Linked DNA regions of Homo sapiens: region 1 is linked to region 2. Evidence: chromatin loops called from intact Hi-C (ENCODE). Cell type or tissue: Panc1. All regions are shown on one strand. Each heading gives the region's core, and the rest is flanking DNA. Links, peaks and the distances in the headings are about the cores only. Region 1 holds the start of CACNA1D (calcium voltage-gated channel subunit alpha1 D). Region 2 holds the start of LOC105377094 (a long non-coding RNA gene).

Region 1 (16,111 bases), core at 3,934-11,933, 110 kb after region 2:
ACATTGAGCAATTGCCCAGCTCAATTCCAAACGTCAAGATATCAAAAGGCATGCAGGAGATTTAACCGTGTCCACATGGACTCATGTGCCCAAGAAGCAATCTGGTGGCTTAAGAATTAGCAATGGCATAAGGTATGTGTGAGAAACAGTGAGTCTGAGTGGAAAGTTCCAGCAGGGAGGGATGCTGGAAGGCTAGGTTAGGGCCAGATTGCAGAGGACCTTGATGCCAGGGGTAAAAAGGTGAACTTTGCTTCAGCAGGATAATCAGGAGTCTTACATGGGATTGTAGGGCCTGGTCTCTGGTGGAAGGCAAGAAGATTCTGCTATGGACAGGGTGTCCTGCCTTGTAGATTGCCCTCTTATAACATCTTGCCATTAAATGTTTCCTGAGGTTTATATCCAGCCCTACTAATCATAGTGCATCAGCACATTGTCTGCTTGATGCAGTGGTGGCTCCCCTTAAACATTTAGGAAGTTGCTACATCTGGAAGGATAAAAAACTCAGAAATATGGCCTGGCACGGTAGCTCATGCCTGTAATCCTAGCACTTTGGGAGGCAGAGGTGGGCAGATTGCCTGAGCTCAGGAGTTCGAGACCAGCCTAGGCAACATGGCGAAACCCCGTCTCTACTAAAAATACAAAAAATTAGCTGGGCATGGTGGTGTGCACCTGTAATCCCAGCTACTCGGGAGGCTGAGGCACGAGAATTGCTTAACTCGGAGGCAGAGGTTGCAGTGAGCTGAATTCATGCCACTGCACTCCAGCCTAGGTGACAGAGCGAGACTCTGTCTCAAAAGAAAACAAAACCAAACAAAACAAAAACTGAGAAATATGGACTTTGGTCCTGAACCTGCTATTGATTAATTGGGTATCTGAGGAAGCTCTTTCTCTTGTCAGGGCTTCAGCTTCTACCAGAAAAATCTAGGGAGAGAGGGATGGTGAGACCAAGTGATCTCTTAAGTTTCTCTTCACTTGAATGTTCTTAGGAATAGCTTCAGTTGCTGACATGTCTGCAATTTGTTTATTACGATTTGCCTCCCATGTCCCTAGGATCATTCTGCTGGACCAAGTTTCTGAGGAGCTTTTTATTTTATTTTATTTTATTTTATTTTATTTTATTTTTTAGAAAGGGAAAATGACTTGCTAGCAGTTACAAGATGTGCCCAGTTTCCCTATCTCTTTTGGTCCAGTTTTCTTTCTGCTGTCAGCTGCAGAGCTTAGTACATGATGGGAGGATCACTGTACTTTCTATAGCGCTGGGAGATTAGAGGAAAAAGGGATTAATAAACCATGGAGTGGTTGGGGAAGACTAAATGGTAGATAAAGGCTTGGGCCCTTTGGGTCCTGATGGAGGGGTGAGGATGCAGAGAATTCTCACCAGGCAGAGAGAAGGGAGTCAGGCATTCCAAGTAAACCAGGATGGAGAGGAAGGGTCTGTGTCTGGATGTGTCAGGAGCTGGCCTGGTGAGAGAAGGAAGCACCAGGAAATGAGGCCAGGGCCTTAAAACCAGGCAGAATGGGAGATTAGACTTGATGCTCTAGGACCCTGATACCCAAAGTGTGGCGTGGGAACTAGAAACATCAACATCACCTGGGAGCATGTTAGAAATGCAGAATCTTAGCCGGACGCGGTGGCTCACGCCTGTAATCCCAGCACTTTGGGAGGCCGAGGCAGGTGTATCACTTGAGGTCAGGAGTTCAAGGCCAGACTGGCCAACATGATGAAACCCCACTTCTACTAAAAGTACAAAAATTAGCCAGGTGTGGTGGCACACACCTGTAATCCCAGCTGCTCGGGAGGCTGAGGCAGGAGAATCGCTTGAATCTGGGAGGCGAAGGTTGCAGTGAGCCGAGATCGCACCACTGCATTCCAGCCTGAGGGACAGAGCAAGACCCTGTCTCAAAAATAAAAAATAAAAACAAACAAAAAAGAAATGCTGGGCCGGGTGCGGTGCCTCACGCCTGTAATCCCAGCACTTTGGGAGGCCGAGGTGAGTGGATCACGAGGTCAGGAGATCGAGACCATCCTGGCTAACACGGCGAAACCCTGTCTCTACTAAAAAAAATTACAAAAAATTAGCTGGGCGTGGTGGCGGGCGCCTGTAGTCCCAGCTACTCAGGAGGCTGAGGCAGGAGAATGGCGTGAACCCCGCAGGCAGAGCTTGCAGTGAGCCGAGATCACGCCACTGCACTCCAGCCTGGGTGACAGAGCGAGACTCCGTCTAAAAACAAACAAACAAAAAGAAATGCTGAATCTCAGGCCCAGCTCAGCCCTGCTGAATCCACATCTGCATTTTAACAAGATCCAAAGGTGACTTCATACCCCTTGAAGTCTGAAAAGTGCTATAGTTCAGGACATTTGTTCTCAGTGGTACTGATCACTGGGCCCCACCCCAGGCCCCCTGAATCAGAATTTTCTAGGGATGGGGCTTGGGCACTGGAAGTTTTAAGAAGCTCTAACCTGTAGCCAGGGCTGAGAACTACTGTTCTCATGGTTATAAAGCAAGAATGACAATGTCGGTTCACAGAAGAACATTTAATAAAGATCAGATAGGCAGCAGTATGAAGAGTGTACTCAGGAAACAGAAATTAATAGCAACGAACCAAATGTGCATAGTGAAGAAGACAGCTCCATCATGTTGAGTCCTGAGAGTTGAGAAAATGGCTGTGCTAGAAGTTGCTATGGGGAGCTGGTTTGTAGAGGATAATGAGAAGTGAATTTGGTTTTAGACATTTTCACTGAAATTTGATGGTGGCAACATCTACCAGGAATTAGTTGATGTGGCACTGAGCTTTGGTTAAAGGGCAGGACTGGAAATTTGAACTTGTAATTTATTATCACCAAGGTGGAAGCTGGAGTCATATAAATGGTACAAGACAACCGGATAACAGAATAAAGGCTTTTGTTGTGTATAAATTAGAATCGTAGGCTTGGAAGGAATTTTAGATAACTTTAGGCTAAATGTCTATGCATGAACCAAGTGTACTGGCCTTAGTGATAGAGCAAGGGATGTCTTTTCACCTTGGCCATAGCAATCCTCTGCTTAGAGTCTGTGAAGGACCATGGCCTGGGCCACCTTCAGAGCCCTGTGGGGCTCATTACCAGAGGGCCTGGCCTATGTGAAGTTCCCCTGCCAACACTGTGACTCATCCACACACTTCCACAGTGATATTTTCAAAGTACAATTATGTGTAGCAGAATGTCTTTTCCATGGCTGACAATGTTGCCCATCTGTGAAGTCATTAAGCTCTTGTGCTCTAAAAGCAGGGAGGAGGTAAACAGTGGCAGCAAATTGGGAACCTGCTTGAATGATGGGAGCCTGGGATTCACACTCTATGCCGGGGCTCTGGATCCCTGATAACCTTCTTTTTAAGGGAGTATGGGAGTTGAGCATTAATGCATGGTTCATCCCTGCAGTTGGGTGCAAACCAGATTGAAAATACACACTGGGGCCAGGTGCAGTGGCTTATGCCTGTAATCCCAGCACTTTGAGAGGACAAGGTGGGAGGATCGCTTGAGACCAGGAGTTCAAGACAAGTCTGTGAAACATAGTGAGACCCTGTCTCTACAAAAATAAAAATTAAAAAATTAGCTGAGTGTGGTGGCATGCTCCTATTGTCCTACCTACGCAGGAGGCTGAGGCAGGAGGATTGCTTGAGCCCAGGAGGTTGAGGCTGAAGTGAGCCAGGATCATGCCTTTGCACAATAGCCTAGGTGATAGAGTGAGACACTGTCTCTAAAAAAAAAAATTAAATTAAAAATGAAAATGCACACAGATGAAAGAAGTAGGCTTGGAATTGGAAAACCAGGATTCAAATCTTAGTTCTGCCATGTATTGGCAGTAGCCAAGCCCAGGTTTCCTCCTTAGTAAATGAAGAATTTTGTCTTTTTCACAGGGCTGTAGTGAGCAAATGAATATTGTATGTGAGAGTGCTTTGCAAACTATAAGGTACAATACAAATATAATACTTTTTAAAGAAAGGATGTATAGACAGGTGAGGAAGAAGAGAACCAAATACAATTGGAAGATCTATTGATCTATTTCCATGTTAATTTGGTGGTGGGGGTATGGTTAGGAGGGTGGGGATTGGGGGTGAGGGTTTTTATCTTTCCTAGTGTACCAAAAGGCAGGAATCTGCCCATTTACTTCTATCTCTGTTAAGGTCTACTCATTCTTCCTCCTTCAGCCTCCACAGTCAATCCTTAAGGTTTTTATGCACCTATATTGTACACCTGGTTATGTGTGCACACCTGGCCCTTGGCAAAATTATGCAGAAAGCAAAGTTGCATATAGTGACCCTAGATATTCCCTTTGGAGTAGTCTTCTGAAAGCAGGTGTAGACATTCCACTTCCTGAGAACAAGGTGCTCATATCCTCTTTCTTCCATCTCTTACCTGAGAAGTAAAGGGCTTGTTATGATATTCCAGGGATATTTGCATTTCAGATGGAGGACTGGAGCTTTAAGCTATGACGTTGGAATTTCTGGCATCAGTGAACTGGGTGGAAAAGTGTAGAATTTGATCTTTCTGGCATCCTTGAAACCATAATACACAGTCTTCCATCAGGTCATTGGGCTAGCTTTGAGGCGGAATATTTTCCAGCCCTCAAAGCTGTCATAAATTGTATTATTTACGTGATAAGTCCTATGAGATTCTGTGAAACAGATCCAGTTGCATTACTTTGCAGGGATTTTATGAGAATCAAGAAAAGAACAGAAGAGAATAAGCTATTGTGCTTTTCACATAAGTACTATTGAAACACAAGGGCATTAACATTCCTTATGCTGCCAGAATCTATTCAGAATCACAGAAAGCTACAACCAGAAGAAATCTTACAAAAAGCAATTCATCTGTACAGTGCAATGTCTTCAAACTTTAGAATGAATCAGAATCACTTGGAGGGTTTGCTGAGACAGATTACTGGGCCCCACCTCTAGAGTTTCTGATTCAGTAGGTCTGAGGTGAGTTGGAGAATCTGGATTTCTATCAAGTTCTCAGATGATGCAGCTGCTGCTGTCGGGGCAACTACACTGAAAACCATGGGTCTTGTGGTTTATTATGGATTTGGAAATAGAGTCTTGCTCTGTTTCCCAGGCTAGAGTGCAGTGGCGTGATCATAGCTCACTGCAGCCTTGACCTCCTGGGCTCAAGCAATCCTCTTGCCTCAGCTTCCTGAGTAGCTGGGACTAGAGGCATGCACCACCATGCCTCCACACCTTGCTCTCTCTCTAGAGAGAGACAGGTGTCTCTCATAGAGACAGAGTCTCACTATATTGCCCAGGCTGGTTTTGAACTCCTAGCCTCAAGTGATCCTCCCACCTTGGCCTCCCCAAGTACTAGGATTGCACGAGTGAACCACCACACCTGGCCATTATTCTAGTTCTAAATTGTACCACTGCAGAGTTCTAGGATGTCAACTAAGTGTGGCCAGGAAGAGAACCTTGATCTTCTGCCTCGTCTTGTTAAATCTTCCTCAGGATGATGACCTTGCCTTTAGCTGTCTCTGGTGAGCTATAATAATTGGGGCACTTTGGAGATTCATGAAGAAGTATTTAGAGGAGGAAGTAAAGGGACTAGAGGGAAGAAACTTCCAAGAAGAAAGGTCTATGGGTGATGAAAGGAACCCAGTTAGGCCCAAGGAGCTGGGAAAGGAAGCCAAGAAGTGGCCTGCTGAAGGGAAGGGAGGCAAGCTATGGGTAGAAAGTTCAGAATCCTGAAAGACCTTTTTATACCACTTAGATATTTAGCTTCCTGGGACAAGATGTCCAATCTTCTATCTTTTGGCTATTCTGTCACATCATTAAAAGTCTAGTCTGTTTGTGATGTAGTGTGTTTGCAAAAACTCTCCCATACACCCTGGCATTCTTTGTTAATTGCCATTAAAGTCATGTCAGGTTTTGAAAAATTATGGTGTTCTTGACACTGTTCCCTTTCAGCCTCACGTGTTCCTTGTATTTATCACAATGGAACACTAACAAATATTTATTCAGTTTTATAGACATGTTGACAATAAAGTCTACCATGTGTGTCTCCCTGCCATGGTGATTATTTTGCTCAATATGTGATTGACTGAGATTTTTCAGTGTATTATAAACACACATTAAAAATAGGAACATAAAAAAGATAAAACAGAAAAATGGAAAGTTCCATATTTCTGGATGCAATACCATGCCAACCTGGTTATTAGGACACGAAACAGATAATTTTTAGTGAGTTATCTAAGTTTGTATAATGATTCTTCTTCAAATAAGTAGTTTTGGATCCCATAACCTTCCTCTTCAAAAATTTCTCGAATTAGAACCTTTTAAAAAGTACTTTTTCCTCTGTGTGTTTGTTCCAATAACCTAGGAAATATAAAGTTTGGCTATTTTACCAAACTTTCAAACCCACAGTCCAATTCCAATTTTTAGCATCCATTTTAAACCATAAGCATGAAGCTGCAAGAGGTCACTGCATTTTCATATTGCATTTTTGTCAAACAGAAAGAGAACTACTGAAGTGGCTAAGTCCTCTCTACTGTGTTAATCAAAGGGAATAGAGGGGTGGTGCTTATTTCAAAGGGTCTTATTAGAAAACTGGGATTACAAAAGGTCAATATTTTTAATGATTTCCTATTTAATGATCCTCCAAAGTCCTGTTTAACAAGCTTATGTCAGTATTAAGGATTTGTGACTTAGTGTTTTTTTTTTTTTAAGTAGTAAGAAAGGTAAACAGGTCCACATACATGGTAGGTGCCAAGTCGGAGAGACACTGGTGCCATTTAAACTTCAGTTTTGTTTTGTGAATTAAATATTTAAACAACTGCTCTGAAGAAACAAAAATGTAACTGTAATGTTTGAACTATAAAATTTCTGACGTTTATTGACTTTCTGGATCTCCCTAACAACTTCCTGTCCTCATAAATTTGCTCCTGTGGTTGATTGGATGCAGATCTGTGTGATTTTTTCATTGCAGTGTGTGACTATACCAGTTTTATTTCCGGTAGCTAGCTTATGCTTTTAACCTGGAGATAGCTGTGTAGTGGTGTTGACTGAAACCAGTGTTGTGTGGGGTGTGTGTATGCCTATAATTACATTCAGCATGAGCCATGGGGCTGCATTTATGTGCATGTGTGTAAATAGCTATTTCACTATGATCTCTGTCCTGCTTTGGGGTTGTCAGCATTGATTACTGAATCTTAAATACTAAATAACAGAAATTAAAATTAAGCAAAATTCAAAGACTATTAAAAAAAACCACTGTGTTCAGTTGCTTTGGGACTGTATTTGAACGACAGAATGCACTTAAGAAAAAGGAGAGCCATTACAGTGGATTGTATTAGGTCGGTGCAAAAGTAATTGCACCGACCTAATATTTTAATTGAGGTGGTGAGTTAAGTTCTAAAGTCAGGACATAAAGGTAAAAACTAAGACCAATCAAAGGAAGGACAGACTCCTGCCAGCACCACTTAAGTGGCTCCCTCCGTCCCTCTGTAACTGAGTATATTTAAATTCACATGAGTTATATGATTTAACTTGATGGTATGTGTCAGAAGCTCTGAAACAGTATTTTAAATGTTTGCAATACATAAACAAGATGGGTGATATTATCCCTGTTTTAAAGGTGAGGAAACTGAGGCCCTAAGAGGGTAAGTGACATCCCCCAAACAACATAGCTAGTAGCTGGCAGAGCCAGGATTTGGGCCCAGTTCTATGTGTCTCCAAAGTCTAGGCTCTCCAGTACGCCATCCTAGAATGTGAAGAACTCTTAGGGATCATGTTATATAACCAGTTTATTTCACAGATGGGAAACTTCAGACTTATTCCCTCCTTTCAGTCAGCATGGATAATGGGGTGTTGACTGCATATTCTAGACTCTGCCAGGATTTCCCAACTCTGGAAGTGGAGAGTACTTGGTGCATCAGAGAGTGATGGATAAGATTTAAGAATTGGGTCAAAGGGGATGGGAATGAACCAGTTAAAGGAATTGGAATTACTTTGTCTGATGTGAAATGTAAATCCTATTCTTCGAGTGAACAGTCACTTGATGAAGGATAAAGACCAGCTGGACTCCATGCAATGAGGCCAAAGCAAGAAGAAAGGACTTTAAATTTTGCTGGGTGAGGCCTAAGTCAGTTGTAATGGAGAAGTCCTGATGGTGGTGGGGTATGGCGGTGGATGGGGAGAGTAGCGAGTTAGCACCATGGGGTAGGGGACCTCACTAGACAGTAAGCTGCCCTCTGCTGGCTTCCTGTTTTCCCTGCCCAATCTCAGAGTAGCGCCGCCCCTCACAGTAACTAAAGAAATTCATCAACAAATCTTGTATTGATTAAGACAAAAAGTGACATCTTCTTAATGGATCCATCAGACCTTTCTGTGCTCTACAAATCTTTTCATCCTCTGATCTACCTTGCCCACTAAGGTTAGAGCTATTTTCATGAAGTACGACTGATTCCATTCCTCTGCTCAAAAATGAACCAAAGCAGCCTGAGCAGCTGTTTTCAAAGTGTGGTCTATGGACCCCCAGAGGTAAGGTGGCCAATTGTGGCAAATAAAAATACAGAAAGCCCAAGGAAATTTCAGTTTCAAATAAACAGCTTTTTTTTTTTTTTTTTTTTTTTTTTTTTTTTTTTTTTAGTGTAAGTATGCCCCATGCAATATTTGGACATCCTGTATTTTATCTGGTAACCCTACCTGGGGGACCAAAAGGCCCTCTCTTTGAGGTCAAGACTATTTTCACGGTAACATTAAGACTTATTTGTCTTCCCTAATGTGTTGACATTGCACTGATGGTACAAAATCAACAGTGTTTAAAACTGCTGGTGTCTTAGCATGAATCAGGGCAGTGACACCAAAGTGTACTGGTGGATGCTGCCTTATTCTGTCATGCACTCACTGTAAAAAAAAAAAAAAAGCCAGTTTTACTTAATAATCTCCTTGATGAAGCAGTAAAAATAATTAACTTTATTAAATCTTAATCCTTGGGTAGATGTCTTTTTAATATTCTGAGTAACAAATTAGGACAAATGCATAAAACATTTCTGCTGTATATGATTTCCTCACTTGTGTGATGGTTTGAGGTAGGAAGCTGAATGGCTTTTTCATGGAACACCATTTTTACTGAAAAACTATGTTTATTCAGACCTAAGTATTTGGCAGTTATTTTCTTGAAAATGAATGAAGTAAGCCTGTTACTTTAAAGAAAATCTTGACAGTATTTGTGCCAATTACAAAATTTCAGCTTTCAAGTGAAAATTAGAATTTTGAAAAACTTCTGTCTACCACAGGGAGCTTGACAGTTTCCCAATACTTAAAGACTTTCTGATGAGATTGGTGGTGATAACAATGAATGTGGCTTTTTGATATTGTATAATGAAACGTGTCAACATTTGGAAAACCTGTGTAACTCAGTGAACCAGGATTTTCCAAATGACCAATGCATAATGTTACCAAATCATGCATGGGTAAAAGATCCATTCAAACTGTGAAATAGACTGATAGAATTTAATGTAACATTGTAGAAAGTTTCACTGACATGGTTTGAAATAACACATTTCAACTAACTTTTAAAAGTCAAGTTTTGGTGTCATGGCAAAGAATAATATCCACGATTATCTGAAAAGGCGATTAAAACAGTCCTCCTATTTCCAGCTATATACCTGTGTGAGGCTGAATACTCTTCACATACTTCAGTCCAAACATTCTATCACTACTGATTGAATGCAGGAGCACAAAGGAGAATCCAGCTGTCTTCAGCCAGACAGTGAAGAGATTTGCAAACAATAAGAACACCACTCTTCTCACCATTTTGTTCTGGAAAACAGTTACTTTTCATTTTTAAAAGTATGTTAGAACACGTAATGGGCTTGTGACTATTTTCAAGTGAATTATAAATGATTTAAAAAATGTTCTAAGCCGAGTGCAGTGGCTCATCCCTGTAACCCCAGCACTTTGGGAGGCTGAGGCAGGAGAATCATTTGACAAAGCGAGACCCCCATCTCTACAAAAAAATTTTAAAAAAGGTTGCAGTGAGCTGTGACTGTGCCACTACACTCCAGCCTGGGTGACAGTGAGACCCTGTCTCTGAAAAACAAAAACAGAAACAAAAAGCTCTTTATAATTGTTAGGAGTCTAAAGAGGTCTGAGATTTAAAAAAAAAAAAAATCAGAACTGCTGGGGCAGGGTAACACCTAGACTGCTGAGCCAGACACTAGGGACCTGACACTACTTACTCTGTGCTGCCTTTGCAATCTTCCTTATCACCACTATCTCTTAAGTCCCCCTAGGTCCCAGCCTAACCATTTACTTATTAATTTCTGCATGTACTCTGGACTTCTCAGCCTGACTTTGTGCATCCCATTCATTCCTCTACCTGGAACACATGTCCCCACCCGCTTAATCCGCCTGTTCTGGTGGTTAGTGGGTCAGGGCTATCCCCTCTTAGCACCAGGGCCTGTGGATGGAGGAACTCATTCAAACCCAACTACACAGTTTGTTTAAGGATATGTTCTGCATATAGCCTTCAGGATCTGTTTATCTTCCTTAATTAGAATTCCTGGTGTGCAAAGGACCCAATTTTCCCTCTGTTTTATATTTTTACCATCTAAGGGCCAAGTGTGCTACCATAAACTTTATGGGATTTTTGTAAATATCAGCTGACAATTTCTGGTGATCTATGTGGGCTTTTATGATCCTGTGCAGACTAATCAGAGTATTTAGTGCCCGCTGTGAGCATAACACTTAGCAGCAGGGAGAGGGGGTTAAGGAGGTGATCCTTGCTTAAGGACCCACACGGTGGTTGGAGAGACAGGATTTATAGCCAAGAAGCAATCACACAAGACACAAGAATGTATGTCATCAAAGGGGAAGCCAGGTGCTGCAGGCCTTTAGGGAAGGGGAGGTGGGGGTGGGGGCACACGAGTGTCCATAGCAGCAGTAGCAATCAGAGAAGTCTTCTGGAGGAGGCAGAGACTTGACCGAGGCTTTTTCAATGGAGAGGGGTTAGTGAGAGGTCAGCAAGTCAACAAGGTAGGGATTCCTGGTCAGCGAATAAACAGGAGCCAAAGCAGAGAGTCAGAAATGAGCACAGCATGTTCACAGTCTAATGAGACTGCTGACCACAGTTTAAAGTGAATGGTGCGAGATGATAAGGTTGAACGCTAGTCAGAGGAGTTTAGGTTGAATGTGGAAGGAAGGAGGAAGAAAACATTTTTTGGTCAGGGAAGTGACATGGTGTGTTTTGAACAAGATGGATTATTTGTGGGAGGAAAAATGGAGAATGGGCATCTTGTGCATGACCTGGGGTGTGAGATGGTGAGGTTCTGGACTGGGCCATCAGCAAGGTTTTTTGAAATGCAGTGCACGCAGGTAATCATGTCTGGCATGCCAGCTCAGTGCGTTCAAGTGGGAGTGCTTTATAAATAAGGTCATGGAGATTAAGACCCCACAATAGTGTGTTAGCAACATAATTGGGTTGTAGCACATGTAGCTGATTTAGAGCTGAAATCTTTTGTTTTAGCCTTTCCTCATGTCTTGTTGGCTCAGCTACTAAGTAATTGTGTGTGGTTTTGGGCGAGCTACTTAACTCCTCAGTGTCTTGGTTTTGTTGTCTGTAAAATGAGTTTTGTTTTTTTTTTTTTTTAGAGTTTTGCTCCGTTGCCCAAGCTGGAGTGCAGTGGCACAATCTCTGCTCACTGCAACCTCCACCTCCCAGGTTGAAGTGATTCTTCTGCCTCAGCCACCCACGTAGCTGGGACTTAAGGCGCACGCCACCATCCCCAGCTAATTTTTGTAATTTTAGTAGAGATGGGGTTTCACCATGTTGGCCAGGCTGGTCTCAAATTCATGGACTCAAGCCCGCCTTGGCCTTCCAAAGTGCTGGGATTATAGGCATGAGCCACTGAGCCTGGCCAAAATGAGGGTTTTATAGTACCTCGTAGGCTTGTTACGAGAATTAAATGAGTTAGTACATATAAAGTGCCTACCCTAGAACCTGGCACACAGGAAGCCTTTAAAAGATCTTATTATTTATTTATTCAGTAGTTTGCATTATCATGGGAATATAAATATTTAAATTACCCAATGGGCCAACGCATCTAGAGCTGTGCTGAATCAAGGCCCTCAAAAAAAAAAAATGCTTGCTGGAGACATCGCCAAGATGAGACTCATTCAGAAACTGGGATGGAATGTCAAAAACTCCAATTCAAGGCTGAGCAGTGGCTCATGCCCGTAATCCCAGCACGCTGGGAGGCTGAGGCAGAACTGCTTGAAGCCAGGGCTTGCAGCTTACAGTGAACTATGATCACACCACTGCACTCCAATCTGGGCAACATAGTGAGACCCTGTTTCTAAAAATAATTATTTAAAAAAAAAACCCCAAACCCTCCTGCAATACCATAAACTTGTTAAGATCTAACGCACAAAACCTGGAGACCGAAACCACAATTTAATCATGTCACTTTTGAGCTAAAACAACTTCACTGGCTCTCACTGCCAAGAAATTGAATCTGGTCTTCTTAGCCAGCCAGCCTTCCTCCACAGATTTGGGTTGGCCTTTCCAGCCTCCTCCTCCTCTAGCCCAGGGGGTCTTTGCCTCAGCCACACTGTGCTCCTGCTCATTTTTAAACACACCCACCTTGCACTTCAGTCTCCCCTGTGCCTTTGCTCTTACCCCCAAAGCTCATTCCTCATACATCATTTATGCCCTGTAAAAGTAGTCACCTGTTTTTAATAGACTTTATTTTTTTTAAGAGCAGTTTTAGGTTTACAGAAAAATTTTGCAGCAAGGACAGAATTCCCATATATTCTCTCCCCCAACAGTTTCTCCTATTAACATCTTGCATTAGTGAGCTACACTATATACACAGTTATAACACTGGTACACCCCAGTGTTATAATTGATGAACCAATATTGTGGTACTACTATTAACAAAAGTCTATAGTTTGCATTAGGGTTTATGCTTTGTGGTGTACAGTCCAACGGGTTTTTGACAAACGCATAATGTCCTACGTCCATCATGGCAGTATCATAAAGAATAGCTTCACTGCCCTAGAATTCCCTGTATGCCACCTATTCATCCCTCTTTCTCCCGGTCAGTTTTTAAGAATCAGTTCAAATGCCCTCTCTTCTGTGAAAACATCTCAGTTCCCTCAGTTACAATTAATCTGTCTGATGCTTGTATAGCGCTTTTTCATACTTGTTATAGCTGCTATGTTTGCATGGTATGAAAGAAGTATACACGGCCGGGCGCGCGGTGGCTCACGGCTGTAATCCCAGCACTTTGGGAGGCCGAGGCAGGTGTATCACCTGAGGTCAGGAGTTTGAGACCAGCCTGGCCAACACGGTGAAACCCCGTCTCTACTAAAAATACAAAAATTACCTGAGGGTGGTGGCGCGCGCCTGTAGTCCCACCTATTCAGGAGGCTGAGGCAGGAGAATCTCTCTTGAACTCAACAGGCAGAGGTTACAGTGAGCTGAAACTGCATCACTGCATTCCAGCCTGGACAACAGAGTGAGCAAGACTCCGTCTCAAAAAAAAAAAAAGTATACAAACTTTTCTTCTGTCATTAGGTTGTCCTTGAGGAAGGAACTGTGCCATAGATTTGTCCTGACATCTAGACCAGACCCTTATTCTTAACCGGTGCCTTATGAATGCTGGCTGCACTGAACTGAACAATGAGCAAATATGGTTCGGCTCAGTCATCCACTAGATACAGTATTTTTCCCTCTAGACAGGAGCTGCTGTTTGCAAATCTCCCCCATTCCAAATCTGAGCCAGCAAAGGTATCATAAAACAAACTTGCTCAGGGAATTTTGTAGAAAAGGCCTCAAGAGGCAAGGCTTTAGACCAGGAGTTCTGAAAGTGACATGTGTACTTGTGAATTTCATACATGCTCCTTGGATGGGCTAGTTTCTTTGGAGGGAACCGTCTTCTATTCCCTTCAGATTTTGGATCAGAAGCAGCCATAGGAGAGGTGGCCCAGGCCAGCTTTATATTGTTACTAGACCGTAGGGCGATTTCTCGCCTCTCCAGTCTCCAAAAACAAAGCACAAAAAAGGACAAGAGCCTGGTTGTTTTCATCCTCACGGACCAGACACCCCCTCAGGAAGGCCTCTGGAGAGTCTTCTGTCTGGTCCCCAGTCTCTCTGCCCAGGTGCCCCCCAACAATTGAGGATGACTAGTGTGTTCTCTTTGGGTAAGGAGCACCTTCCCATAAACACTTATTTTTCTTAATTCACGCTGAGCTTTTACTTTATTTTCGCTTTAAAGTCACTGTTCTGAAACGTTCTAAAACGCCGTAGGAACATGCAGATAGGAACAAAAGCAAATAAATCGAATCCTGTGAAGTAACAAAGCAGACGCCCTTCTCCTAACAGGCAGCACAAAGCTAAATGAAAAATATCAGTCATCCACTAGATAAAGTATTTTCCCCTTTAGACAGGAGCTGCCGTTTGCAAATCTCCCCCACCCTAAATCCAAGCCAGCGAAGGTATCAAAAAATAAACTACTCCCTTCAGCTCCCAGACTGGAGGCAACAGTTTCAGCAGCACCGTCTATTTCCTTGAACAACACGAGCGGTTTGAAAGACCTTGGCTTTGACTTCCCTGTACCTGCCTCCAAACACACGTGGGGGCGGGGTGGGGTGGGGGGAGATATTGCCCCCCATCCCCGTTGCCTTCCGCGACGCCAGGCCAGGCGCAGGGCAGGGGAGAAGATGGGGGGCGCCCTGGATTCGCGGTTCCAGCTGCAGGCAGTTACCTGGGGTAGTGAGTGCTCTCTACAGACCCGGGCTACCCCAACCCCCCCGATTCCAGAAAGGGCCGGAGAAAAGCAGGGGGCGCCTGCCCCGCTCCGGAGCAGCCAGGGAGCCCGGCCGAGCCTTGACGAGGATGAGCTCGGAGACCGCAGCAGCTACCGCCCGCTAGCACCTGAGCTCCCAGGGGGCGGGGCCTCCTCCAGGTGTGCGCAGAGGAGGCCGGCGCGGAGTCGGGGCCGGCGCGGGAGCCCGAGCTGTCCCCCAGCCCAGAAATGCGCGGGGAGGAGCGGTTCATCCGCACCCCAGCGCCGCGGGAGACACTGGCGCCGCCTGCCTCCTCCGGGTCCCGGGGGGAGAGCGCACCGTGCGGCGCGGAGGGGGTTAACCGGGCAGCCCGCCGCTGGAGCGCGCTTAACCCTTTGGAGCCCGCAGGTCAGCCGGGCCAGGCTGGGGTGGCGGCACCCCGAGTCCCACGCGACGGCCACCCCGAGCGCGCAAGTGGTGCCGGGCAGAACCGCGCGCCGGGCTGCAGACCCGCCGGGGCGCGGCGCGGCGCGGGCCGTGGGCGGCTCGGGGCGGGCGGAGGGCGGGGGACGGCGGCGGGCGCGCAGCGTCGCCAGGGCGAAGCCGGCGTGCGGCGCGGCGCGGCGGGCGCGGAGCGAGCGGGCGGGCGAGCGCCTCCGTCCCCGGATGTGAGCTCCGGCTGCCCGCGGTCCCGAGCCAGCGGCGGCGCGGGCGGCGGCGGCGGGCACCGGGCACCGCGGCGGGCGGGCAGACGGGCGGGCATGGGGGGAGCGCCGAGCGGCCCCGGCGGCCGGGCCGGCATCACCGCGGCGTCTCTCCGCTAGAGGAGGGGACAAGCCAGTTCTCCTTTGCAGCAAAAAATTACATGTATATATTATTAAGATAATATATACATTGGATTTTATTTTTTTAAAAAGTTTATTTTGCTCCATTTTTGAAAAAGAGAGAGCTTGGGTGGCGAGCGGTTTTTTTTTTAAATCAATTATCCTTATTTTCTGTTATTTGTCCCCGTCCCTCCCCACCCCCCTGCTGAAGCGAGAATAAGGGCAGGGACCGCGGCTCCTACCTCTTGGTGATCCCCTTCCCCATTCCGCCCCCGCCTCAACGCCCAGCACAGTGCCCTGCACACAGTAGTCGCTCAATAAATGTTCGTGGATGATGATGATGATGATGATGAAAAAAATGCAGCATCAACGGCAGCAGCAAGCGGACCACGCGAACGGTGAGCAGCCAGAGCCCGGGCACCCGCTGCCAAATCCGATCCTGTCATGGTCCTCCAGCCCCCTCCCCCTTCCCCGCGGCGCTGGATGGGTTGAGGGGGTTGGAGAGGGTGCTGCCAGCTCGGTGTCGT
Region 2 (16,111 bases), core at 4,073-12,072:
TTTTGGTTGTGTCTCTGCCCGGCTTTGGTATCAGAATGATGCTGGCCTCATAAAATGAGTTAGGGAGGATTCCCTCTTTTTCTATTGATTGGAATAGTTTCAGAAGGAATGGTACCAGCTCCTCCTTGTACCTCTGGTAGAATTCAGCTGTGAATCCATCTGGTCCTGGACTCTTTTTGGTTGGTAAACTATTGATTATTGCCACAATTTCAGATCCTGTTATTGGTCTATTCAGAGATTCAACTTCTTCCTGGTTTAGTCTTGGGAGAGTGTATGTGTCGAGGAATGTATCCATTTCTTCTAGATTTTCTAGTTTATTTGCGTAGAGGTGTTTGTAGTATTCTCTGATGGTAGTTTGTATTTCTGTGGGATTGGTGGTGATATCCCCTTTATCATTTTTTATTGTGTCTATTTGATTCTTCTCTCTTTTTTTCTTTATTAGTCTTGCTAGCGGTCTATCAATTTTGTTGATCCTTTCAAAAAACCAGCTCCTGGATTCATTGATTTTTTGAAGGGTTTTTTGTGTTTCTATTTCCTTCAGTTCTGCTCTGATTTTAGTTATTTCTTGCCTTCTGCTAGCTTTTGAATGTGTTTCCTCTTGCTTTTCTAGTTCTTTTAATTGTGATGTTAGGGTGTCAATTTTGGATCTTTCCTGCTTTCTCTTGTAGGCATTTAGTGCTATAAATTTCCCTCTACACACTGCTTTGAATGCGTCCCAGAGATTCTGGTATGTGGTGTCCTTGTTCTCGTTGGTTTCAAAGAACATCTTTATTTCTGCCTTCATTTCGTTCTGTACCCAGTAGTCATTCAGGAGCAGGTTGTTCAGTTTCCATGTAGTTGAGCGGCTTTGAGTGAGATTCTTAATCCTGAGTTCTAATTTGATTGCACTGTGGTCTGAGAGATAGTTTGTTATAATTTCTGTTCTTTTACATTTGCTGAGGAGAGCTTTACTTCCAACTATGTGGTCAATTTTGGAATAGGTGTGGTGTGGTGTTGAAAAAAATGTATATTCTGTTGATTTGGGGTGGAGAGTTCTGTAGATGTCTATTAGGTCCGCTTGGTGCAGAGCTGAGTTCAATTCCTGGGTATCCTTGTTGACTTTCTGTCTCGTTGATCTGTCTAATGTTGACAGTGGGGTGTTAAAGTCTCCCATTATTAATGTGTGGGAGTCTAAGTCTCTTTGTAGGTCACTCAGGACTTGCTTTATGAATCTGGGTGCTCCTGTATTCGGTGCATTAATATTTAGGATAGTTAGCTCCTCTTGTTGAATTGATCCCTTTACCATTATGTAATGGCCTTCTTTGTCTCTTTTGATCTTTGTTGGTTTAAAGTCTGTTTTATCAGAGACTAGGATTGCAACCCCTGCCTTTTTTTGTTTTCCATTGGCTTGGTAGATCTTCCTCCATCCTTTTATTTTGAGCCTATGTGTGTCTCTGCACGTGAGATGGGTTTCCTGAATACAGCACACTGATGGGTCTTGACTCTTTATCCAACTTGCCAGTCTGTGTCTTTTAATTGCAGAATTTAGTCCATTTATATTTAAAGTTAATATTGTTATGTGTGAATTTGATCCTGTCATTATGATGTTAGCTGGTGATTCTGCTCGTTAGTTGATGCAGTTTCTTCCTAGTCTCGATGGTCTTTACATTTTGGCATGATTTTGCAGCGGCTGGTACCGGTTGTTCCTTTCCATGTTTAGCGCTTCCTTCAGGAGCTCTTTTAGGGCAGGCCTGGTGGTGACAAAATCTCTCAGCATTTGCTTGTCTATAAAGTATTTTATTTCTCCTTCACTTATGAAGCTTAGTTTGGCTGGATATGAAATTCTGGGTTGAAAATTCCTTTCTTTAAGAATGTTGAATATTGGCCCCCACTCTCTTCTGGCTTGTAGGGTTTCTGCCGAGAGATCCGCTGTTAGTCTGATGGGCTTTCCTTTGAGGGTAACCCGACCTTTCTCTCTGGCTGCCCTTAACATTTTTTCCTTCATTTCAACTTTGGTGAATCTGACAATTATGTGTCTTGGAGTTGCTCTTCTCGAGGAGTATCTTTGTGGCGTTCTCTGTATTTCCTGAATCTGAACGTTGGCCTGCCTTGCTAGATTGGGGAAGTTCTCCTGGATAATATCCTGCAGAGTGTTTTCCAACTTGGTTCCATTCTCCACATCACTTTCAGGTACACCGATCAGACGTAGATTTGGTCTTTTCACATAGTCCCATATTTCTTGGAGGCTTTGCTCATTTCTTTTTATTCTTTTTTCTCTAAACTTCCCTTCTCGCTTCATTTCATTCATTTCATCTTCCATCGCTGATACCCTTTCTTCCAGTTGATTGCATCGGCTCCTGAGGCTTCTGCATTCTTCACGTAGTTCTCGAGCCTTGGTTTTCAGCTCTATCAGCTCCTTTAAGCACTTCTCTGTATTGGTTATTCTAGTTATACATTCTTCTAAATTTTTTTCAAAGTTTTCAACTTCTTTGCCTTTGGTTTGAATGTCCTCCCGTAGCTCAGAGTAATTTGATCGTCTGAAGCCTCCTTCTCTCAGCTCGTCAAAATCATTCTCCATCCAGCTTTGTTCCATTGCTGGTGAGGAACTGCGTTCCTTTGGAGGAGGAGAGGCGCTCTGCTTTTTAGAGTTTCCAGTTTTTCTGTTCTGTTTTTTCCCCATCTTTGTGGTTTTATCTACTTTTGGTCTTTGATGATGGTGATGTACAGATGGGTTTTCGGTGTAGATGTCCTTTCTGGTTGTTAGTTTTCCTTCTAACAGACAGGACCCTCAGCTGCAGGTCTGTTGGAATACCCTGCCGTGTGAGGTGTCAGTGTGCCCCTGCTGGGGGGTGCCTCCCAGTTAGGCTGCTCGGGGGTCAGGGGTCAGGGACCCACTTGAGGAGGCAGTCTGCCCGTTCTCAGATCTCCAGCTGCGTGCTGGGAGAACCACTGCTCTCTGCAAAGCTGTCAGACAGGGACACTTAAGTCTGCAGAGGTTACTGCTGTCTTTTTGTTTGTCTGTGCCCTGCCCCTAGAGGTGGAGCCTACAGAGGCAGGCAGGCCTCCTTGAGCTGTGGTGGGCTCCACCCAGTTCGAGCTTCCCGGCTGCTTTGTTTACCTAAGCAAGCCTGGGCAATGGCGGGCGCCCCTCCCCCAGCCTGGTTGCCGCCTTGCAGTTTAATCTCAGACTGCTGTGCTAGCAATCAGCGAGATTCCGTGGGCGTAGGACCCTCTCAGCCAGGTGTGGGATATAGTCTCGTGGTGCGCCGTTTTTTAAGCCGGTCTGAAAAGTGCAATATTCGGGTGGCAGTGACCCGATTTTCCAGGTGCGTTCGTCACCCCTTTCTTTGACTCGGAAAGGGAACTCCCTGACCCCTTGCGCTTCCCAGGTGAGGCAATGCCTCGCCCTGCTTCGGCTCGCGCACGGTGCGCGCACACACTGGCCTGCGCCCACTGTCTGGCACTCCCTAGTGAGATGAACCCGGTACCTCAGATGGAAATGCAGAAATCACCCGTCTTCTGCGTAGCTCACGCTGGGAGCTGTAGACCGGAGCTGTTCCTATTCGGCCATCTTGGCTCCTCCCCCTGGATCTGTGTTCTCATCTGAAAAAATAGGGTTGATATTACCTTCTTCCCAGGCTTACAGAAATTGAGAAATTGGCCACGTTGTGAAAAACGTGGGCCTTCCACTTAGTAAAAAGCTCAGTCAAGAACAAGATTCTCTTTCCTCTTCACAGCCCATAAATGATAGATTCGTTTTATAAGTACGGGACAGCCAGCACGACTCCTGGCAGCATGCATTAAGAATGTGGTAACTCCGCTGAAATGCTTGGCTCTGGAATTTGGGTCTGCCTTCCTGGAAACTCAAGCCTGACCTTTCACTGGTGGCCGCCCAGAGACCCCTCATCCTTGTCTGGGAAATGGATAGTGGCACCACAGTTCACATTTCCCAGTACATTGCCATCCACAACCCTCTGGATCCCTTAAACACATGCTAGCTGTCAAGAGAAGTAAAGGACAACAGAGTTTAGGACTGAAAAGTGCTGAGTCCAGGCATCTATGTTAACAAGTGAGGACATTTGTTAGCCAAGGACAAGTGCATATTGCTAGGCAATCAGAAGTTTTCCACTGAGCTGGTCCAGCACAGAGCTATAGCAATTTTTCTTATGTATATTTTCCTGAATGACTTTCAAAAGGCCTACAGCAGTGCAATCAGATGAAGGAGACTCACTAGTTAAGCCCACTGTCTCCCTATAATTAAGGCCACTATGAGGGGGAGAACCCAAATCTGATTTTGGAGCTTGTGCTAAGCCTAGAAAGCAAAGAAAAAGCCCTCTAGCGAGCAAAATAACACCTCTTTAAAAGCTAAATGTAATTTCAGAGTGCATCAGGTACACACCTATAAGTCCTGTGTCCCTATGCTCCAGGGTTTCTGTTGAAAGAATAACAAAAACAAGTGACAAGTAATTCTAGTCAGAGAAACAGAACGAAGGCAAAAAAAGAAAAGAAAAAAACAAACAGCAACAACAACAACAACAACAAAAACCAAACAAACCCCCAAAACAAAACCTCCCAAACAAAGAAACCCTCCCCTTGGCTGGGCGTGGTGGCTCACACCTATAATCCCAGCACTTTGAGAGGCCCAGGTGGATGGATCACGAGGTCGAGATCGAGACCATCCCGGCCAACATGATGAAACTCTGCCTGTACTAAAAATACAAAAATTAGCCGGGCGTGTAGGCGCGCGCCTGTAATCCCAGCTACTCGGGAGGCTGAGGCAGGAGAATCGCTTGAACTCGGGAGGCAGAGTTTGCAGTGAACTGAGATCGCACCACTGCACTCCAGCCTGGCGACAGAGCACGACTCCGTCTCAAAAAACAAAAAACAAAGGAGAAAACCCCCTCCCTTAAACTTCCTAACATCTCCTCCTAACACTGGAAGGCGGGAACTTCTGTGAATTTGCTTCAGCTGCATAACCAGGCTCTTAATGCGCAGCAGGGTCGCCATCTTGCCGGTCTGCAAGGGCTTCGGTTCTCTGCTTCTTGCTCTAACATTCAGTGACTCAGCAGAGAGGGGGGCTTATGCTGAAGAAGGTGTTTAGTCTCTGAGTGATGAGGTTAGCGATGGTGTGGGGTACAGGGAAGAGAAGGTCTTAGAGGTGAGAACATGTTACGGTTACTATCTTCTGTCCCTCTTTTCTTCGCCTTGTCATTAAATAGTGCAGAAAAAGAGTCAGCTTTTGGAAGTGTTTGAAAATAGCCTTTTAATGTTTTAGGCAGCTGACTAAACTCTTGTTCAGAGCGGACTTTGGACCAGAAAATGGAATCATCACCTGGGGAAAAGGGAAATTAAAGGCTGTTTTAATTATGTGAAGAAAAACATTGATACAGTACTTTGCTGTTACTTAACGGTAATGCTATTTGCAGACTCCCTTACAATGAGGAAATCAGCCTTCTTAGGAAGGAAGAGGCTTTTTTTTTTGAGACGGAGTCTCACTCCTGAAGCCCAGGCTGGAATGCAGTGGTGCCATCTCGGCTCACTGCAACCTCCACCTCCTGAGTTCAAGTGATCCTCCCACCTCAGCCTCCCAAGTAGCTGGGATTACAGATGCCCACCACCACGCCTGGCTAATTTTTGTATTTTTAGTCGAGATGGGATTTTGCCATGTTGGCCAGGTGGGTCTTGAACTCCTGGCCTCAAGTGATCTGCCTGTGTTGACCTCCCAAAGTGCTGGGATTATAGGCGTGAGCCACTGTATCTGGCCAGAAGATGATTCTTAAGGCACCTCAGAAAAGGATACCCTAATTAGAATGGAAGATTTGAAAGATGGTAGAATAAAGGATTTTCTATATGGAGTGTTTTTTGCCCACCCCAAAGCCACAGAGTAAATTTTGTCTGCTCCTAAGGTTAATTATATTTCTGAAAGAAGTGATTAGTTGATGAGATGAATCCTGTATCCCCTCCACCACTCTTCACCGTATCCAAGTCTGGACTTCCCTTTGGTTTGGTTTTGTTTTCAGTGTAAGATGAGTGTCAAGTATCATTGTATAATATAAGTCAAATCTTAATTTAAATGTCTTTTTGTTGATCAGCCTTGTCAATGGAAAAGTTAATTCTCTAAAAAAACTGAAAGAAAATATTTCAGGGTTTTCAGATTTTCTGTGCTAATTGAACTTATACTGATATACCCACAAATAGCCAACTTAGCTGAGATTTGGCATATATGTTAAAAGTAAGAATGAATTAAAAGCATGTTGTGACACTGCTGGTAATGTAGATATACTTGGTATAGCAAAATCGGGGGACTAAATCATTATTGCAATGCTTTTTTTTTTTTGAGATGGAGTCTTGCTCTGTCTCCCAGGCTGGAGTGCAGTGGCGCAATCTACGCTCACTGCAAGCTCTGCCTCCCGGGTTCACGCCATTCTCCTGCCTCAGCCTCCCCAGTAGTTGGGACTACAGGCGCCCACCACCACGCCCGGCTAATTTTTTTTGTATTTTTAGTAGAGACGGGGTTTCACCATGTCGGCCAAGATGGTCTCGATCTCCTGACCTTGTGATCCGCCCGCCTCAGCCTCCCAAAGTGCTGGGATTACAGGCTTGAGCCACCGCGCCCGGCCCTATTGCAATGCTTTTTTACCTGGGGCCTGTGGATGGTCCTTAGAAGTTCTAATGAATGCCTTGGTATTGAAGGCAAGATTTTAGGTGTCTGTGCTTTTGTCACCGGAGAGGATTGGTAGCTTTCATCAGATTTTCAACAAAAGGGTCCGTGTCTCACAAAAAAGTTAAGAACCACAGACATTTGAACATACTCTGTACATTGGACTTAAAAAAAATTGATCAAAAGTAACTTACCCTAGCATCCATATCTTCTCTTTCCACTCTGAAAGGCTTAGAATATTAGATATTATAAGATGTACAACTTAACTTTCTATTTAGAATTTTAAATCCCAATGCAATGGCTATAAAAATTATTTCATGAATAAAGAAAGTCTGTAAAAATGAGACACAGTGGGGCCTGGCGTGGTGGCTCATGCCTGTAATCCTAACACTTTGGGAGGCCAGTGCAGGCTGACCACTTGAGGTCAGGAGTTTGAGACCAGCCTGGCCAACATGGTGAAATCCCATCTCTACTAAAAATACAAAAATTAACTGGGAGTGGTGGCATGTGCCCGTAGTCCCAGCTACTCGGGAGGCTGAGGCAGGAGAATTGCTTGAACCCAGGAGGCAGAGGTTGCATTGAGCTGGGATCATGCCACTGCACTCCAGCCCGGGCGACAGAGTGAGACTCCATCTAAAAAAAAAAAAAAAGAGACATATTGCTTTTGACTATGGGATGGTCTTAATAATGTGGATGAAAATTTTCCTGAGATCTGGTGGACTATGTGGAGGAAGAGGGTGTGTTGGATGGCCCCAGTAGTGCTGTGGGTGAAAAATGTCACCTGGACGCCACTGGGAGGCGCTGTGGTACAGGGAGTGACAGGAACCCAGTGTCTACTATTGCCTCAGCTTCCAACTCCCGGGAGACCTTGGACAGGTCACTTAATGTCACTCTGGGTCAATTTTGTTATCTGCAAAATAAAGTATTCTTTTCTCAATGTGTTTCGATGAGACTAAGATATGACAAATGGCAAAGCGCTTTTCTTTTTTTCTTTGAGACGGAGTTTCGCTCTGTCGCCCAGGCTGGAGTACAGTGGCGCGATCTTGGCTCATCACAACCTCTGCCTCCCAGGTTCAAGCGATTCTCTTGCCTCAGCCTCCCGAGTAGCTGGGATTACAGGCGCACACCACCACACCTGGCTAATTTTTGTATTTTTAATAGAGATGGGGTTTCACCATGTTGGTCAGGCTGGTTTCAAACTCCTGACCTCAGGTAATCTGCCCGCCTCGGCCTCCCAAAGTGCTGGGATTACAGGCATGAGCCACCTGCATGGCCTGGCAAAGCACTTTTTAAAACGTGCACCATGACCGTTAAAATAAATATGTAGATAAAAATTGCCAAGATATATTAAGACTGAGGTGCAGAGTAGTAATTTATAGCATGATGGGTTTTGTGTATGAATTTTTACTCAAACATATAGGTGATATATGCAATTTTTTTCTAGAAAAATAAAGAGCTGTGGTTATCTTTACGGAATAGACTAGGACAGGGGAGGGAGGCTTTACTCTTCATTTTATTATTTCTATTAAAAATATTAACAGGGGGCCACTGCTGTGGTTCCTGCCTGTAGTCCCAGACTTGGGAGGCTGAGGTGGGAGGAGCTCAGGAGTTTGAGGCTGCAGTCAGCTGTGATGGTGACACTGCACTCCAGCCTGGGCAACACAGTAAGATCCTGTCTTAAAATATATATATATAAGCCGGGTGCAGTGGCTCATACCTGTAATCTCAGCACTTTGGGAGGCTGAGGCGGGCAGATCTCCTGAGTCCAGGAGTTAGAGACCAGCCTGGCCAACATGGTGAAACCCTGTCTCTACAAAAAATACAAAAATTAGCCAGTTGTGGTGGTGTGAGCCTGTAATTCCAGCTACTCAGGAGGCTGAGACACGAGAATCGCTTAGCCCGGGAGGTGGAGGTTGCAGTGAGCCAAGACTGTGTCACTGCACTCCAGCCTGGGCGACAGAGTGAGACCCTACCACAAACACACACAAAAAATTAAAAAAAAATCATATATATGAAGTATATAAAAATATATACTATATAAAAATATAACTATAAAAATGTATGTATAATATATATTTTATGTAATATATAATATATATTGAAATATATATTAATATTATATATTATTTATATATTAATATATATCTGTACAGCGGGATTATGTTTTGTTTTCTCTGTCATTTCCTCTTGAAAAACTAAAAATAATTTTAAAAATTGAAAGACTCTTGGGAAGAGGGTACTGTGTAGTTGTTAGGTGGGACTGTTATTAATGAAGAATAATCATAGCTGATTTAAGGCCTGATCATAGGAGAGTGTTTACAGGAAGATGCTGCCCAAGGATGAGGACGCATCACAGATTCATTCTCTGGGTCCCTTAAATAGAACAAACCCAGTGACAGTTTTCCTCCCCTAAGAAATCTGTGTCCCTGGCATGCTGTCCTGTGAGACCATGCTGCTGGATTTATTTGCAGCTAACTGCTTCATGCCAGCACCGCTGGAGAGCATTGCCCCAGCAACTGTCCCCTCTCCCAGTTTTCTCCCCTTTCCACTGGATCATTCTCTCCTCACATGCAGGCCTTCCCTAATTCTTGCCTTTCTCGCAGAAGTCTTTGCTTCTGCCTTTGTAAGTTGGGGTAATAATGATGTCTAGGGAGCCTGGTGCATAGTAAGTGACTCTAAAAATAAAAGCACTTATTACTGTTGTGCACTTGAAGTTAAAGGAGAAGTTTCTGGGTTCAGCCCCACAGTAGTACCCTCGGAGGGGTGACTGAGGCCTCTGATTCTTGGTAGGACAGGCACTGCTGGTGAGCTTGGGTGCCTAGCTCCTGCAAACACAGGGTTCCGCAGAGGCCTCATTTTCAGAAAACCCTGTGTTGACCCTACCTTCTTTGTCTCTTTGCTTTCTTTCATTCATTGGGTTCTCTAAAGAGGATTCTGTACTGTACTGTCTCTCTCCAGGTCCTCTCCTCCCATTCTCTCTTTCAGCTTTGTTTTTTTATTGAGACAGAGTGTTGCTCTGTCACCCAGGCTGGAGTGATTGGCATGATCTCGGCTCACTGCAACCTCCACCTCCTGGGTTCAAGTGATTCTCCTGCCTCAGCCTCCCAAGTAGTGGGATTGCAGGTGTGTGCCACCACACCCAGCTAATTTTTTTGTATTTTTAGTAGAGACGGGGTATTGCCACGTTGGCCAGGCTGGTCTTGAACTCCTGGCCTCAAGTGATCCACCCACCTCAGCCTCCCAAGTGCTGGGATTACAGGCGAGGGCCCCTGCGCCTGGCCCTTCCTGCTGTCTTAAGGCCCCAGGGCTGGGGCATCTCTGCTCTTCTTCATACTCACTCTCCAGGGGCCCTCTTCCAGTCTCAGGGGCTTAAACCCCATACACATATATGGCATCAACTCCTAAATTTGGACCTTTCCTCTGATTCCAGAGCTAATCTATTCATCTACTCTTGGATGTCTAATATGCAATACAAAATCAACACGACCAAAACAGGACTCCCGAGTCACCACACCTTCCTGTCCTTCAACTTGCTCATCCCATAGCCTTCCCTCTAGTGGCTCAGACCAAACATTTTGTCGTCATGCTTTACTTCTCTGTTTTTCTCACTCCCTGTATTGCATATATCAGCAAATCCTCTTGGTCCTCCCTTCAAAATATATCCAGAATCTGACCCCTTCTCATGATCACAGCTACCCCCTTGTCTAAGCCCCTTTAGCTCTTGTCTGGGTAATTGCAATAAACTCCTCATTGATGTCCATGCTACCATCCCGTAACAGAGTATTCTGAGCAGCTCAAGAGATCACTTTATTTTTATTTTTGATTTGTAGTCATTCCATTTAACTTTAATTTAATTTTTTTTTTTTTTAGATATGAGGTCTCACTTGTTGTCCAGATGGGGCTGGAACTCCTGGCCTCAAGTGATCTTCCTGTCTTGGCCTCCCAAAGTGCTGGGATTACAGGTGTGAGCTACTGTGTAATTTTTATTTTAGATTTGAGGGTACATATGCAGGTTTCTTTTCTTTTCTTTTTTTTTTTTTTTTTTGAGTCTTGCTCTGTCACCCAGGCTGGAGTGCAGTGGTGTGATCTCAGCTCACTGCAAGCTTGGCCTCCCAGGTTCTCGCCATCCTCCTGCCTTAGCTTCCCGAGTAGCTGGGACTACAGGCACCCGCCACCAAGCCTTGCTAATTTTTTTGTAGTTTTATAGAGACGGGGTTTCACCGGGTTAGCCGGATTGGTGTCAATCTCCTGACCTCGTGATCTGCCTGCCTTGGCCTCCCGAAGTGCTGGGATTACATGTCTGCATGTACCCAGGGCTTAGCTCCCACTTACATGTAAGAACATGTAATATTTTGTTTTGTGTTTCTGGGTTGGTTTGCATAGAAAAATGGTCCCCAGCTGCATTCACGTTGCTGGAAAGGACATACTTTTGTTCTTTTTAATGGCTGCATAGTATTCTATAGAGTATATGCACCACATTTTCTTTATCCAGTCCACTGTTGATGGGCACCTGGGTTGATTCCCTGTTTTTGCTATTGTGAATAGCATGGCAGTGAACATACAAGTGCATGTCTTTTAAAAAATATTCCCTAAAACTAAGCAGAACATGTGTCTTTTTGGTAGAACAATCTATTTTCCTTTGGATATATACCCAGTAGTGGGATTGCAAGGTTGAGTGGTAGTTCTATTGTTAGTTCTTTGAAAAATCTCCAAACTACTTTCCACAGGGGCTGAATTAATTTACATTCCCACTAACCGTGTGTGAGCACTCCCTTCAAAGAGATCATTTTGAAACATAAGTCAGATCATGTCTCTCTTCTGCTTGAAATCCTTCAATGGATCCCCATTTGTTGAGAATAAAAGCCCAAGTCCTAAAGCCCTACACGATGTACCCTCTTCTCACTCTGTCACACTCACCTCCTCTGCTCTCTGCCTTGATGTCTCTGATTTGGCCACGCTGGCCTCTTTGCTATTCCTTATAGATGACACACGTGTTCTCAGCCCAAGGCCATTGCACTTACTGTTCTTTCTGCCTAGAATGCTCTTCCTCCAGGTCTCACCTTCTTGTCTTCCAGTTTTGTGTTTATATGCCACCTAATCCATGAAGCCTGCTCTGACAACCCCATTTACAATAGCAATGAACACTCAACTTTTTCCCCCGCATTTCCTATGCCACTTTCTCTGTTTTGCCTTTTCCTAAAGTGCTTACCATCTGACACATACATACATAAGTATATGCATGCACATATGCATACATGTATGCACACATGTATACACACATGTATGTAGAGCTACTCGCTTGTCTGTTGTCTGTCTTCCTCATGAGCGTGTCAGCTTCATGATTATGGGAGCTTTATTTTGTTCCCTGCTGTATTCCTGGTGCCTAGAATAGTGGCACATTATAGGCTGTCAATATATATTCACTGAATGAGTGAATGAGTGAATTAACTGTCTAAATACTTCTTTCCCCCCCAAGGCAAGTGGCAGGAGCGGAAATTTTAAAGCATTATTTTGTTTGCCTTCTGCTTGATGTTAGCTGGCCAGCTGGTTACCCTGTGAATCGGGAGGAGCCTTCTGATTCCTTTCCAAAACTTAGGCTGGTCAGGGACCACACAGTTCCTCCAAGTTATGGGCTCACAGGGATTCTCATGGGACATTTAGTCAGCACATCTTCCCCTTTGATCTCCCACAGCATACTTGGGGAGTCAACATTTATGCCTATCTGTGAGCCTGGCCCACAGCCTGCCTTCCCTTCAGATGTATCAATGTTTGGCTTTTGGGTAGAGATGCCAAACAAGGAAAAGAAGATTGTTATTTGGGCTAGGAATTACTTCCAAAAGCCAAATGTGAGAGAAGTGCTACCACAAAGGTTAGCACACACAAATAGCCTGAAAACTGGCTGGAACAATTCTGCTTGCTACAAATAGAGATGAAAAGACATTTCTAAATGTAGTCCCAAACAATCAGACTGCCAGAATTGGAAGGGCATTCCTTTCCCTCCCTCCTTTTTTCCCTCCCTTCTTTCCTTTCTTCCTCTCTCAAAGAGGACACCAAGGGCCAGTGAAATGAGACGAATCTCCAGGGTCACACAGTTAGTGGCAGAGTCAGAGCCAAAACTCAGGTTTCCTAATTCTTACTCTTTACAATATACTATTGTGGTGCCTTCCCAGTAAGCAGGGGAATAGTAAGAAAAAATTTCAATTAAATATACTGGAGAAGTTAATTGCTTAGTTCTCAAAAAGCTCAGTGCTAGTGAACAGCTAGCCAGAGTGTCACCCAAGAGATGGAAAAATGGACATTTCCAGCTGGGCACAGTGGCTCATACCTGTAATCCCAGCACTTTGGGAGGCTGAGGTGGGCGGATCGCTTGAGCTCAGGAGCTCAAGACCAGCTTGGGCAACATGGTGAAACCCTGTCTCTACAAAAAATACAAAAATTATAAAAATTAGCCGGGCATGGTGGCATATGCCTATAGTCCCAGCTACTTGGGAGGCTGAGTTGGAAGGATGGCTTGAGCCTGGGAGGCAGAGGTTACAGTGAGCTGAGATGGCGCCATTCCACTCCAGCCTGGGTGACAGAGCCAGACCCTGTCTCAAAAAAAAAAAAAAAAAAAAAGTTTTTAATGGTATAACAATATATCTATATTTATATATATCTTTGTAATAGATAAATATATAGAATGCACATAAAATTTGGAATACTCATTCTCAGTCAGGATACACAGATTCTCCAAGGAAGCTACTTAGACATGGTGCCTAGAAGTCCTGGAAGTCAAATCCATGATTTGACTCCAATGACTACATCCTATACCATCATGTGATAGAAGATAAGACTAAAATATATTTTTTGTATTTTCTTTATATTTTTGTGACCTTTGTAACCAGGGAGCTTTGGCATGATAGTCATCTTAAATAAATCAAAACATGATTTAATAAAAATGCCATTTTACAAAACTATAACTCTTAGCAGGAAACATAGGTGTAAATCTTCATGACGTTGGAGTAGGCAACAGTTCCTTAAACATGACACCAAAGGCATAAGCAACAAAAGAAGAAACAGGTCAATTAAACTTTATCAAAATAAAAAACTTCTGTGCAGAAAAGGACTATCAAGAAAGCAAGAAGCCTGGGCATGGTGGCTCATCCCTATAATCCCAGCACTTTGGGATCCTGAGGTGAGAGGATCACGTGAAGCCAGGAGTTTGAAACCAATGTGGGTAACTTAGTGAGACCTCATCTCTGCAAAACATTGTTTTTAAATTTAAAAATTAGCCTGGCATGGTGGTGTGCCTGTAGTCCCAGCTATTCAGGAGGCTGAGGTGGGAGGATCACTTGAGCCCGGGAGGTTGAGGCTGCAGTGAGTCGTGATCACACCACCTCTGCACTGCAGCCTGGGGACCCTGTCTCAAAAAAAAAAAAAAAAAAAAAGACAACTCACAGAATGGGAGAAAACATTTGTAAATAAAATATTTGTAAATCTTATCTCTGATTAGGATCTAGTATCCAAAATATATTTAAACAACTCATAAAAGAATAAAAAGACAACTGCATTTAAAAATGGGCAAAGAATCTGAACAGACATTTCTCCAAAGCAGATATACAGATGGCCAATAAGAACATAAAATGATGCTCAACATCATTAGTCATTAGGGAAATAAATCAAAACCACAGTAAGATACTACTTCACACCCACTGGGATGGCTATGATGAAAAAAAAAAAGAAACACCAGAAAATAAGTGTTAGCAAGGATGTCGAGAAATTAGAACACTCATAACATTGCTGGTGGGAAGGCAAAATCCTCAGCCACTTCAGGAAACAGTCTGGGAGTTCCTTATAAGGTTAAACAGTTACCTTATAACCCAGAAATTCCATTCCTAAGTATATACTCAAGACAACCGAAAACATACATTCACACAAGAACTTGTGCATGAATGCTCATAACAGCATTACTCATAACAGCATTACTTATGAATGCTCATAACAGCATTACTCACAATAGTCAAAAGAAGGAAACAACCCAAATGGCCACCAGCTGATGAATGGAGAAACAAAATGTGGCACACAGTGGAATATTATTTAGCCATAAAAAGAAACGAAATACCGATGCATGCTAGAACGTGAATGAACCTTGAAAACATTATGCTAAGCTAGAGAAGCCAGACAGAAAGGGCCACATACTGTATGATTAAATTTATAGGAAATATCCAGAATAGGCAAATCCAGAGAGACAAAGTAGATTAGTGATTGACGGGGGATGGGTGGAGGGAGGAATTGGGAGCACCTGCTAACAGGTATAGGGTTAATTCTTGGTGTGATAGAAATGTTCTGCAGTTAGATGGTGGTGATGGTTGTATAACTCCATGAATTTGCCACTGAATTATACATTTCAAAATGTTTAAAATGGTGAAAATTTTATCTCAATAAAAATAGTATTCTACAAGCTTTAAGTGATACATATATTTGAATCATCTAATTTAAATTAAGTTTCTGTGTTCTGTTTTTTTTTTAAAGAGATAGGGTCTTGCTCTGTTGCCCAGGCTGCAGTGCAGTGGCACAATCATAGCTCACTGCAGCCTCAAACTCCTGGACTTAAGCAATCTTCCTGCCTCAGCCTCCCAAGTAGCTCAGACTACAGGCATGTGCCACCACACCTGACTAATTTTGAAAAATTGTTTGTAGTGATAGGGTCTCACTATGTTCCCTAGGCTTGTTTCGAAATCCTGGGCTCAAGCTATCCTCCTGCTTCGGCCTCCCAAAGTGTTGGGATTACAGGCGCAAGCCACCGCACACAGCCTTCTGTGTTCTTTATTGCAAGCAAGCTTTGTTTCTTTTTTATAGTCTGTCAGGGTTTGATTTTGAGGCAACTCCAGGTTGGGGTTTGGGCATATGCTTGTTGAATTTTATGTGGTTGTTATACCTCACCTCCTGCCCAGCTAGTTTATAGTCTCACTTTCAGAAGATAGTAAGGGAATCTGGCCATCACTAAAATCATGTCTACCTAATGGCAAAACATTTGGTGAATTTCATTTAAAAAATCAAGCTGCAAAAACTAGACTCTTAGAAGTCAAGATTGTGGTTGCCCTTGGTGGGGGGATGCAGATGATAATAATTTGTAAGGAAACATGAGGGAGGTTTCTGCAGTGCTAGGGATATTCTATTTTGCTGGATGCTGGTTACAGGGGTGTGTTTGATTTGTGAAAATTCATCTTGTGGTACACTTACACAATGTGCACTGTTCTGCATGTTTGTTATACTTCAATACCAAGTTCATAATTCAATTCAACCTCCAGATAGGTATGTATGATATCAACAAATTGGTGTAATTAACTGGGTACCAGAGTTCACTAACTTGGCCTGCTGCCTTAGAGATGACACCCAGCCATGGCCATGGATTCCAAAAGGTTTTGTTTCCATGGACAGCTGCGTAGGTCAGAGCTCTGCACCAGGGCCCTGTCATCCTCACCATCTCCT

Evidence for each region. Peaks named below come from ENCODE experiments on the same cell type or tissue, not always from the same donor. Only the 100,000 strongest peaks of a DNase experiment are listed, where the experiment ranks them.
Region 1: it touches region 2 in a loop (4-fold over the local background); 6 of 110 quality-filtered maps call a loop at or near these places.

The regions. Positions count from the first base shown.
Region 1 is chr3:53,479,252-53,495,362 of GRCh38, forward strand. CACNA1D (calcium voltage-gated channel subunit alpha1 D) reads left to right here and starts at 15,360. Exons shown (of 48, transcript NM_001128840.3): 1 at 15,360-15,982. The coding sequence starts at 15,916. RefSeq lists enhancers at 14,809-15,308, 15,639-16,111. In Panc1, for the core only: a CTCF peak has its summit at 8,188 (motif pointing left); a DNase peak (open chromatin) is centred at 6,935; H3K27ac peaks cover 575 bases.
Region 2 is chr3:53,367,761-53,383,871 of GRCh38, forward strand. LOC105377094 (a long non-coding RNA gene) reads right to left here and starts at 3,513. Exons shown (of 3, transcript XR_940847.3): 1 at 3,468-3,513. RefSeq lists an enhancer at 2,704-3,329 and a silencer at 7,474-7,523. In Panc1, for the core only: CTCF peaks have their summits at 7,431 (motif pointing right) and 7,675; a DNase peak (open chromatin) is centred at 7,451; H3K27ac peaks cover 670 bases.